Linked DNA regions of Homo sapiens: region 2 is linked to region 1. Evidence: chromatin loops called from intact Hi-C (ENCODE). Cell type or tissue: heart left ventricle. All regions are shown on one strand.

What was found. Peaks named below come from ENCODE experiments on the same cell type or tissue, not always from the same donor. Only the 100,000 strongest peaks of a DNase experiment are listed, where the experiment ranks them.
Region 2: a loop joins it to region 1, with 2.4 times the contacts of the local background. A loop is called at or near these places in 1 of 110 quality-filtered maps.

The regions. Positions count from the first base shown.
Region 1 is chr12:105,980,315-105,985,314 of GRCh38, reverse strand. No RefSeq gene overlaps it. Among named protein-coding and RNA genes, the nearest start is that of NUAK1, 160 kb to the left of the region's middle. In heart left ventricle, no CTCF peak of the experiment used is centred here; no DNase peak of the experiment used is centred here; H3K27ac peaks cover 1,098 bases.
Region 2 is chr12:105,815,398-105,820,397 of GRCh38, reverse strand. No RefSeq gene overlaps it. Among named protein-coding and RNA genes, the nearest start is that of CASC18, 110 kb to the right of the region's middle. In heart left ventricle, no CTCF peak of the experiment used is centred here; no DNase peak of the experiment used is centred here.

The DNA.
Region 1 (5,000 bases):
GTTTAATGGCATCATCACCTGGCTCTGACTCAGAACAACTGTGAAAGGCCACCTAGCTCCATAGTTCCCAGAGAGCTGGAAGAAACCATTTTGGGGGATTGCGTGGCAACTCAACCTTTCCCTCTACCCAGTTTTGCATCCTTATCTCCCTTCCACAAGCATTAATCCCCAAAGAACTCCCTAATGAAAGTCCTGCACTCTGACCTCCATCTCAAAGTCTGCTTCTGGGGAATCTGATGAGCGGCAGCTCTCATCCCCTTCCAGGGTGTTTGATAGGGCAGTGTCGCAGATGGAAGGTCTTGGGTCCTCTGAGTACTGCTCAGAGCACAGCCACCAAGAAGAGCCTCTGAATTCACTTCACAGTGTAAGAGGGGGCAGACTATCAGCTTTTATTGTGTTATGCCACTTAGATTTTGGCATTGTTTGTTCCAACAGCTAGTTCTACTTATTTTGATAAACACAGTCATGTGGGGGATAACAATGTCTGGGTCAACAACAAACCGCATGTATGATGATTGTCCCATAAGATTATAATACCGTATTTTTGCAGTACCTTTTCTATGTTTAAATATGTTTAGATACACAAATACTTCTCATTGTGTACAATTGCCTACAGCATTTGGTACCGTCACATGCTATACAGATTAGCAGCCTGGGAGCAATAGGCTAGACCATACAGCCTAGGTATGTAGTAGGCTCTACCATCTAGGTTTGTGTAAGTGCACTCTATCATATATGCATGGCGATGAGTGTGCCAAACGCCCCATTTCTCAGAATGTATCCCCATCATTAAACAACACGACAGTATACTCAGCCAGGCAAGCTACTGATGCAGCGAGAGGCTTGCAGGAACCGAGACTTAACCGTGAGAACCACAGATTCACACACACCATCTCATACTCACTATAGCATCTGCCCTGTGAGTGGGATGGAAGTTCAGGTCACTCAGTCCATGCCCATTATATTGTTCTCTTTCAGTCTGTTTTGTTTTCTGTCTCTCTCAGCACATGGAGCAGAATTCTCTTGTCAAATATAGGCATGATGTGATTGCACCTCTATCCCTGTTTGAGCCCTGACCATCAAAGTAACTTCGAGCAACTTGCATTCTGCAATGGTTGAAGAATGTAGTGTGTGGACGTCTGAGAGGAGGATAAGTGGGGCATCAAATCAAGCCCAGATGTCAGTCTCCCCAACTCCAGCTGTTGGTTGGGACAGAACTCAGAGGAAGAGCCCTCAGTGGGGGTTCCTAGGAGCTGAACAACCCTACTGCTGGCTACCCGCTGGGCGTGGCTGCACTTGTGTCAGCCCCAGTGTAAGAGCATCTGCAGAGGCAGCTGAAGCCCAGCAAGGTCTTTTGTCCCCCACTCCCTCAAAGTCATCCTAGGACACAGGTGTGCATCCCTCACAGCTGACCGACTGAAGATGAATCAGCTTCCCTGAAAGACGTGCCCCACAGGAGTGTGTCAGCTGAAACTCATCTGAAGGAGCCTGATTCCCTCCCTGACCACAGCTAATGAAAATGTTTGGCTCGCCTGGAGAAGAATCTGTGTTATTCTTTAAAGGAACAATGCTAACCACAGATGTACAGCATCTGGCATGTGGCAGATGTTTCCCTGAGTGAGAGGAACAGCAACTGGACCAGCCAGTTCATGAGATACCTTTGGGTCTAGGCATGTATTTTCCTGATTTCAGCTCTGGATTTTGCTTCTCAAAAGTTCAGGGGAAGTCCAAATGCCTCTTCCTATCACATGATATTTTCATAATATGCTCCCTGGCCTCTTATCTTCTATGATTCTCAATGTATATGCTTGAGAAAAAGACCCATACCCTTGTCCCTAGGTCCTTGCTCTTGCTGTTCTCCATGTTTGTTCCGCCATTTCTCTTTTTTATGAGTCAATTTGTTAGGGCTCTTTCCACCGCAAATGAAAGAAACCCAATTTGGACTGGCTTTAAGCAAAAAGCAAAACCGCAAAAAGCAATCCCCAAGCTACAGTTATTGAGTAAAATGTAACTTAAAAATCCAGGACCATTTGACATCAAAGTCAGGTATTGCTGGATTCAGGGATTCCAGTGATTTTTCTAGGACCTGGTTTTGTCCATTTCTCCATGTCTAGACTATGTTTTCTTCCTTATTGGCTTCAGTTTCAGGCAGGCACTGGATGATCTGTCCCTGGCTGCTTCAGGCTACCAGGTTAGCAACTTTATAGAAAGAGATTGCTTCTTTTGCAATAGTCCTGGGGATGGGACTGATTAGGCCATCTTGGGACACAAACATGTTCATCCATGAGCTAATCACAGTAGTCAAGGGGATGAGATTCCCATGATTTTCCATGCCTGGGTTCCCTGCTCATTCTTAGGGCCATGCAATGGGGTCTTTCCCCAAAGGGTATCAGGATCCTATTATGAGAATGAGGGTGAATGGATGTGGCACAAGAAGAATCAACAGATATAATTCATAGTCTGCTTCTCAAGGTCAAGTTCATCTTAGGCCTTTCTGTAACTCTGACCTTCCCATGGAGGTTTTCCTGGTGACCTCAGTCCATGTCCCCTTCTCTGTTCACTGTAGCACTTCATTGATGAATGTAGGATTGTACATACCTCCTCTGCCTTGCTGGTTGTGTCTGGAGGGACTTCCTGGGCAGTAGAGGACATGGAGTGGGATGTGGTTAGAATATGAAAGGCAAAAGTCACCTTGTATTTCCTTTCTTCATTTGAAACACAGTGAAATAAAATGGAAACAAGAAAGCTTTGAATTGGGAAAAAAAATTCAACAGTTAACAGGCAGTTTAGGGTAGGGAAGAAATGGGTCTTGGTAGCAAGGACTGGTGGGTGATACCGCATGTGTATGACTGCTTCTCCACCTCAGGCTCCCCAGTAGCTGCCTCCGCCTTCAGGTAGAATGCCAAGGTTTGCATACTTTGGGGCCAGCTGGGTGCTTATTTCGTCTGTGCAAATCATTGAGCGTTTGGTGGCCAGTGCTTTCTGCCTTATATTTCTCTCACACAACACTGTGTGGCTGGCACTTTGCTGAGTGCCTAATAATTACTCAACAAGTTTTTGTTGAGGGAAATCGTGTTGTGCCTGCCAGCACTCAAGCCGGCAGTCAAGAGGTCTGGGTTGTAATCAAGCCTCTTGACCTTGACCAGGCTAAGTAGCTGTGCAGAAAAGCACTGAGCAGGATACCAGCTATTTTTATCTAGTGTTTCTAGATCACAATAGTTACATTCCGGTTCACTTGCAGTGACCCTGTGACATAACCCAAATGCTGCAGGGTAAGGCTGTCGAGGTCAAATCTAAAGCAAAAATTGGGTATAATCGAAATGTCCCTGGAACCTCCTATAAATCATCCATAAAGTAGAGTTTAAAAAGTTTTCGGATTACAGCCAAATGCAGTAATACTTGTAAATTATGTGGGATGGATATAGTAACACATTGCATATTATTTAGTGAGAGCATATATTCTACAGTGCAATATTGAAGTATACCTTTATGGGTTCAGTACAAGATTCTCACAAACAGGAAGTTAGAGAAGAGCAACTCCGCATATCTGGCTTTGGTATTACTCTGGGGCACAGATGCCTGGAGTGGATTATCAAGCAACATCTTCAGTACTAATTAAATCATTATTTTAAATTGTTATTTTTCTTTCTCTCTCTTTGCTTTTTACTGAATGCAAATGAATGGATTTATGTAAATTAACTGTGCAATGAATTTTCCCTAGTCTTATTCAATTAAAAATGTTGATTATAGATTCAGAAGGTGCCAGGCACTGGGCTGGGTGTGGGGACTTCAGCAATGAATAGAATGGGCGTGGTTTCTGGCCTAACGGAACTTAATAGTCTTTTCAAATTGTTTTACAAATGAAGAAACTGAAGTTCGATAGAGGTAACTGCCAAATATTACACAGCCATTGAAGAGCAGGGCTGGAATTTGAATCCAGATCTTCTGACTTTAACTCTGAACTTTTCCCAGCTACTCTCTGCTGGCTTCCATGGTAAGTCAAGTCACTTCCAAAGTCAAGGCCAGAGGCCTGGAGTTCATTACTAAAGAAAAAGGCCGCTGGGACTGGCCATTTGCCTTGGCACTGGGATTTGGAATTGAGTTCATATTTGCTGTTGAATCGTTCCCTTCAGTAATGGGATAGCTTGGAATGGAATGGTAACGAGAGCCCTGTTTGCTCCAGAGGGCCCACTCCCTGTCCTGCCCACCAGCCATAGTGGTTGACCACCCTCTTTAAGCCCTCTATTGATTACAAAGAGTCAATTTCTTTCTGATGCAAATGGCTGAGCTCAGGGCAGTTAGAGCTGAGCCATGGCCCCTCAAATTACTGCCTTCCGGACTAAATATGTCAGGCAGCCTTCCCGAGGGTCCTTGTCATGGACAAAGAGACTGGTTCCGGGCTTGCATCTCCCTGCTTTGGTATCTGATGTGTGTACATTCCTTCCTCATGTGTACCCGCAAGTGGCCCAAGAACCAGGGTGCCCCCCTCTCCAAAGAGCCCCAGCTCTCTGTGAGCCTCTCAGGCCCCATCCTTGGAGGAGGAGGCTGCCAGCAAGACCCATCCAGAGCTTGCGGTTTGCCCTGGCCCTCAATGTGCTGACCCAGCCCACCACAGGGTGGTGGCGCCAGGCCTGGGCTCCTCCTCAACTGGGCAGAGCCATCTGGATGAGTTAAAGAATCATCTTCATCTTGAAAACAGTGGCAACTCCTGTCCTGTGACCCTGAGCCAGGGCAGATTTTGCATCGTCTGCTCTGTTTCATTAAGGACAAGTTTTCAGGGAGCAGATGCTTGAGTTAGAATTGATTCCTTTCTATTGCTCCTGTCAGAAAGACAGAAATAAAACATTTAATCTAAGGAAAGTTGGCTTCTCACACAGACTTGTGGATTTGCCCTTTGGAGAAATGTCACTAATGGCATTTTAATCATGCTTTATGTGCCTGGAGACCAGTAATGAGAAGAACTTCTTATTTACCAAAGCAACTGCTAGCCCCTTAATGAT
Region 2 (5,000 bases), 160 kb after region 1:
GCTGGAAAAGCCATGGAACCATACCTGGGGAATGGTTTAAAGTCCACACACACCTTCCTCTCTGTACACAGGATGTACACTTGCTAACACAGCTTTAGCCAAGAACTCAAGTCACATAAACACTGCCATCCTGGGCTTCACTTTAATAGAAACATTCTTCTTCTCTTTGTTTTCAGATAAACAAATAGAGATGGATGAAATCCAAAGTGGAAATTAGAATGATGAAAGACTGACATTACATATAGTAATTCTATTAAGCATTTATAATATATCTCCACACATATTATAAAAATCTGAAGGATTTCTATCAAAATATTAGCAATGGGTACCCCTAGATGGTGAAATTAGAAATGATTTTCAACACATCTTCTTTTTTTCTCATTTTTTATTAAAATGTTTTCATAAGTGAACATGAATTGCCTTTGTAATTGGAAAACATTTTTTAAATTTTAAAACATGAGAAGCCAATATATGAAACTGATTGAACTATTTATTACTCTAAAATGTGTAAAAAGCAAAGATGATTGATGCTAAGGGTAGAGGTTAAGGCAATGTATTCAATAACTGAGGGAAGGAAGTGAGAAATCTTCTGGGAATAACTCCTTTGAACTATTCAGTGTGCTGACCCAGCGTCTGACAATGTCACATGCTTATTGGCCTTTACCAGGCAACATTTTTTTCCTGATGTATATACTGAATTTGACATAGCCTCACACATAGATTGCCCGTGCAGGATCTTTTTTTTAAAGAAAAACAACCATTTGTATTCATTTTTTCTCCCAAGTGCTCAAAGCCATAATATCAACTGCAAGTAAATTGTACATGTTGAATGACTGAATGAAGAAACCAAGACAGTAAAAGACATAACCCTTGCCCTGAAGGAATTCACCACTTAGTTGGAGACGTAAAACCCAGTACATGAAACAACTGGATGACAAAATTAAGAAGGGAGTTATAGAAGGATAGTTGGAGAAGGGGGTTAACACTTATTAATGCCTACTGTGTGCAGATTTTGCTAAATGCTTCCTATAAGGTACCTCATTCAGTCCCTTAACCAACCTATGCAGTAGGTATCATTTTCTCCACTGACAACAGAAGGAATCAGGGTTCAGAGAGTTTATTTTCAAAGATGCCACAGCTGGCAGGGCACTGAGCCAGGAAAGAACTTAGGGCCTTCTGAACCCCAAGTCAGTGTTGGATCTGCTCTACCCCCACGCCCCTTCCATGCAGGTCTTGTGTAAGGGAAGAATTTACAGTGAGGGTGTGTACTATGCATCAAGCCTGGAAAGGAAAGAACATGACAAGTGGATTTGGCAAGAGATGTTCCTGTAGTGCTGGTGCAGCCTGGCTCTTTGAATTTATCCATCTTCCTTCCACACACACCCAATAATACATGAAGGTGGGTTCCAACACTCTTGGAGTTGTCTTGATCTAATCCCAAACTACTCACCCCAACTCATCCTATGTCTCATATCCCAGCCTGTTCCAAGCTTCTTAGCCTCGGGTCCTGCAGTTATACCATCCTCTGGTGGTCCAAGGTGTCCCCCTGTACCTGACACTCAACTCCATTTCTCCAGCTTCCCCCTTTGGCTGCCACCTGCACCACAATTCAGCCTCTCTGTCCTATTGTGCTTCCTCGAAGGGTTAAATGCAATAACTTATGTTAAGCACCATCATCATGGTGATATCTGGGAAGCTTTTTGAACATGTCAGTGATGGTTACAGGGACTGGAAGTGGTTAAAGATTTGAGTGCTACTGTCTTTTGGATTTGGATTCAAAGTTTTGCTCTGTTATTTGACTAGCTTCTGCTTTTTTTGGCCTAGGCTTTTGACCTTGGGCAAGTTACCAAACCTATCAAAACCTATCTGGAAAATAGGGATAATGATAACACTACTTCTAGAGTGTTATCTAGAGTTATTAAATGAGAAAATACATGTGGAGCACCTAGCACAATGCGAGTCATAAAGGATTCACCAAACATTATGAATATTATTAATGATACCAGTAATTGCATCATTGCCATGATTACAGAAACTCTGCCTGGAGAACTGCAGGTCTAGTGCCCTATAGCCCAGCAAAAACCCTCGTGAATAGCATTCCCACTGGGCTCACCTGGCAAGTCAAGCAGTAGCTAGACTTTAGAATTCAAGACTAAAAATATCAGGTAGATTCAGCACATTGGAACCCAGAGAAAGGAAGACACAACAGCGAAAGGGCACACGATGTATGCATGTGGCAGGGCAAGGTATAAAACAGAACGAAAGAATTTTCTGGAAGAGGCGTTATAGAAGGAAAACAATTTTTCATTTCATGTATTCATTCATTTATTTAATAAATATATACTGCCAGTTGAGAATCCAAATATAAATAAGACAACTCTCATGGCTTCCAATCTAATGGGGGAGATATTTTCCTAACAAGATCAATGAATACAATGTAAAATGAGTTATACTACTGCAGTTAAAGGATCAAGAAATGGGGTGTTTGATTTTTGTAGATGTGCTTTTTATCAGGGTTTTCAGATGAGAAGGAATTTATGATGAATAGGGAACTCTTTCAGGGCAGAAGAAACAGTATACCTGGAGTTAGAGTCAGGGAGCAGAACATGATGGGTAAGGAGGTAGAAAGGTAATCTGGCATCAGATATTGAAGGGCCTCTATTGACAGGCTAAGGCATAAGTTTAAAATGTTTGGATTTTTTAAATTTGGCAAACACATTCCTAAGAACATACCTGTACTGTGGCTTCTAGTGCTCTATCTCACATGGTCCTGTCTACATCATCAGAAGTTTCCAGTTAATTGCAGGATAAATTCTAAACTCTAAGGAGATTCCAAAAATGATATCTCCTGTTGACTGGATGCTCCTTGCCCCCAGGCAAAGTTTGTAGAACACGCAGTGTGCATCCATGGCTTCATCTTCATTCATGACTGATTGACTTAGAACATTCTCCTTTCCCCCTCTCCTTTCTGTCCTCAGTAAATATTCACAGATCATTAGATGGTGGCACTTGGGAGAGATGATAGATGGCTAGAGAACTCAGATATCTAACTCACCAGCTCTTTTCTAGTCTTTGCATGCTTTTGCAAATAACATTTACCTATTCTATTTAGCCAGTGTAGCTGCTGTCACTTTCCTGGTGAGATGGTAGCAGGTTTGGGGATGGCAGCCTTTAGAGACCCTTGCATTAAGCTCAAGTATAAGTGAGGACACTCAGACTGCGTTAAGGCTCATGACCCATCCCACCACATCCCTCTGGTCTGGGCCTCTCTGTGGTGAACACAGTCCACATCTTCAAACGAATTGCATGTGCTCAATTGCTGAACCATGTAGTCCTGGTTTTGTCTATGCCTGCATTCTTGTAAGATGTCCTCACTATCATACTTTGGGTCAGAGGGAAGTGGGCAGAAGATGATGAAGAGCCAAGAAAGAAAGAAAAAGAGTGCATCCCTGAATGTGGTCCAGATCCAAGAAGGCCAAGGTCAGTGATGCCTAGGCCACAGGGAATATTGGAGGGAGGTGCTGCAGTGTTGAGGTTGGTGTTCCCCCAGGTCCCCTTTCCCTTCCCTTCTGTGGGTGTGCATGAGGCTGCTAGCACACCTCAGCTATCTCCTTCTCTGGAGACTGGACCTTGATCAGATAGGGGATGCCTACCACTGAAGGACCGCCAGAATAATGCAAGCTGGGCCCAGAGTTGCAATGCTGGAGATCATGCTTCCAAGCTCCTGGGGGACCAGCCTGAAGCCAATCTTCAGTCAGGAGCCCATCTTCCCTTAGCTTCCTTCCCCTGCCTTGCCTTGCTTCCCTCATCCCTTCCTCACAAGAGCAGTTCCTCAATAAATGTTTTTCACAAGAATCCCCATCTTAGGCTCTGCTGAACGCTTGCCAGGACAAGGAGCAAACAGCTGAGGACCAAATCCAGGGGGCAGAGTGGGAGAATACATTTTAGGAAAGTAATTTAATTTCCAGGTACCATTGTGTGACATGATGCAAGCACTGTCTAGGGAGGGGTTTGCCAGCAAACCTTGACTTTTACTGACCATAGCATTAAGAGCCATGCTACCCAGGTCCACACTCAAAAGGTTAATATGAAGTATATGCTTAGAGGTTTCATGGCTTAAAGATAACATTTCTTGAGTATTTTTCTTAAGAAAATTTGGGCTTAAGAAAAAGATGAAAACAAACTACAAAGCAGTTCATAGTTGCAATCATGCAAAACTAAACAAACTTTTATAAGCATTTTGATGTTATTTATTTCAAGATTTTTACTGTACATAAGCTACTTTATGTAGATAATTTAGTGGGGTTTTTTTTACTTAATATTAAATGTAAAAACCAAATTGCCATATTTATTTCCTGAATGGGTTGCATATTTACCATTTTACCAATCGTGTTTATATTTATTGTACTCAACCACCTTTCCCCCTAAGCATGATTTAAATGTTGTTTTGTAATGTCAAAAGTAAAGTAATATTTTAATGTCACTTTAATTTGCATTCCTTGTTTGATGATAAGGCTGAACGTTTTCTCACATAATGTTTCTTGGTTGTACTTCTCTTTCAGTCAGTTTTGCATGGGTCCTTGGCTATCTAGCTTTAGGATCAGACATTCTTCTTATCAATGTATAGGAACTCTTCAGGCTCCAAAGACAGCAACACTTTGTCATATGTGTTACAAATATGCCTGCACTTTTCTTGCTCTTTGTTTTCTAGTATTTCCTTCAAACATGCAGACATATTACATTTTTGTTTGCTCAAATTTACTAATGTTTTACTTTTTGATTAATTGATATTATTTTTAAACATGGAAGTTATGAATCCATTTGTTTTTGAGGTAATATGAAAAACCAAAACATTCATGGATGTCAATTTTCTTGGGAAAAAGATGTTGGCTGATTTTTATTTTCTTCTCTTTTTCTTATTTATATTTTCTAAGTGTTCTATGAATAATTAATTTTCGGTAATAAGAACAAAGTATAAGTCATTTTAAAAAATTTCTTCT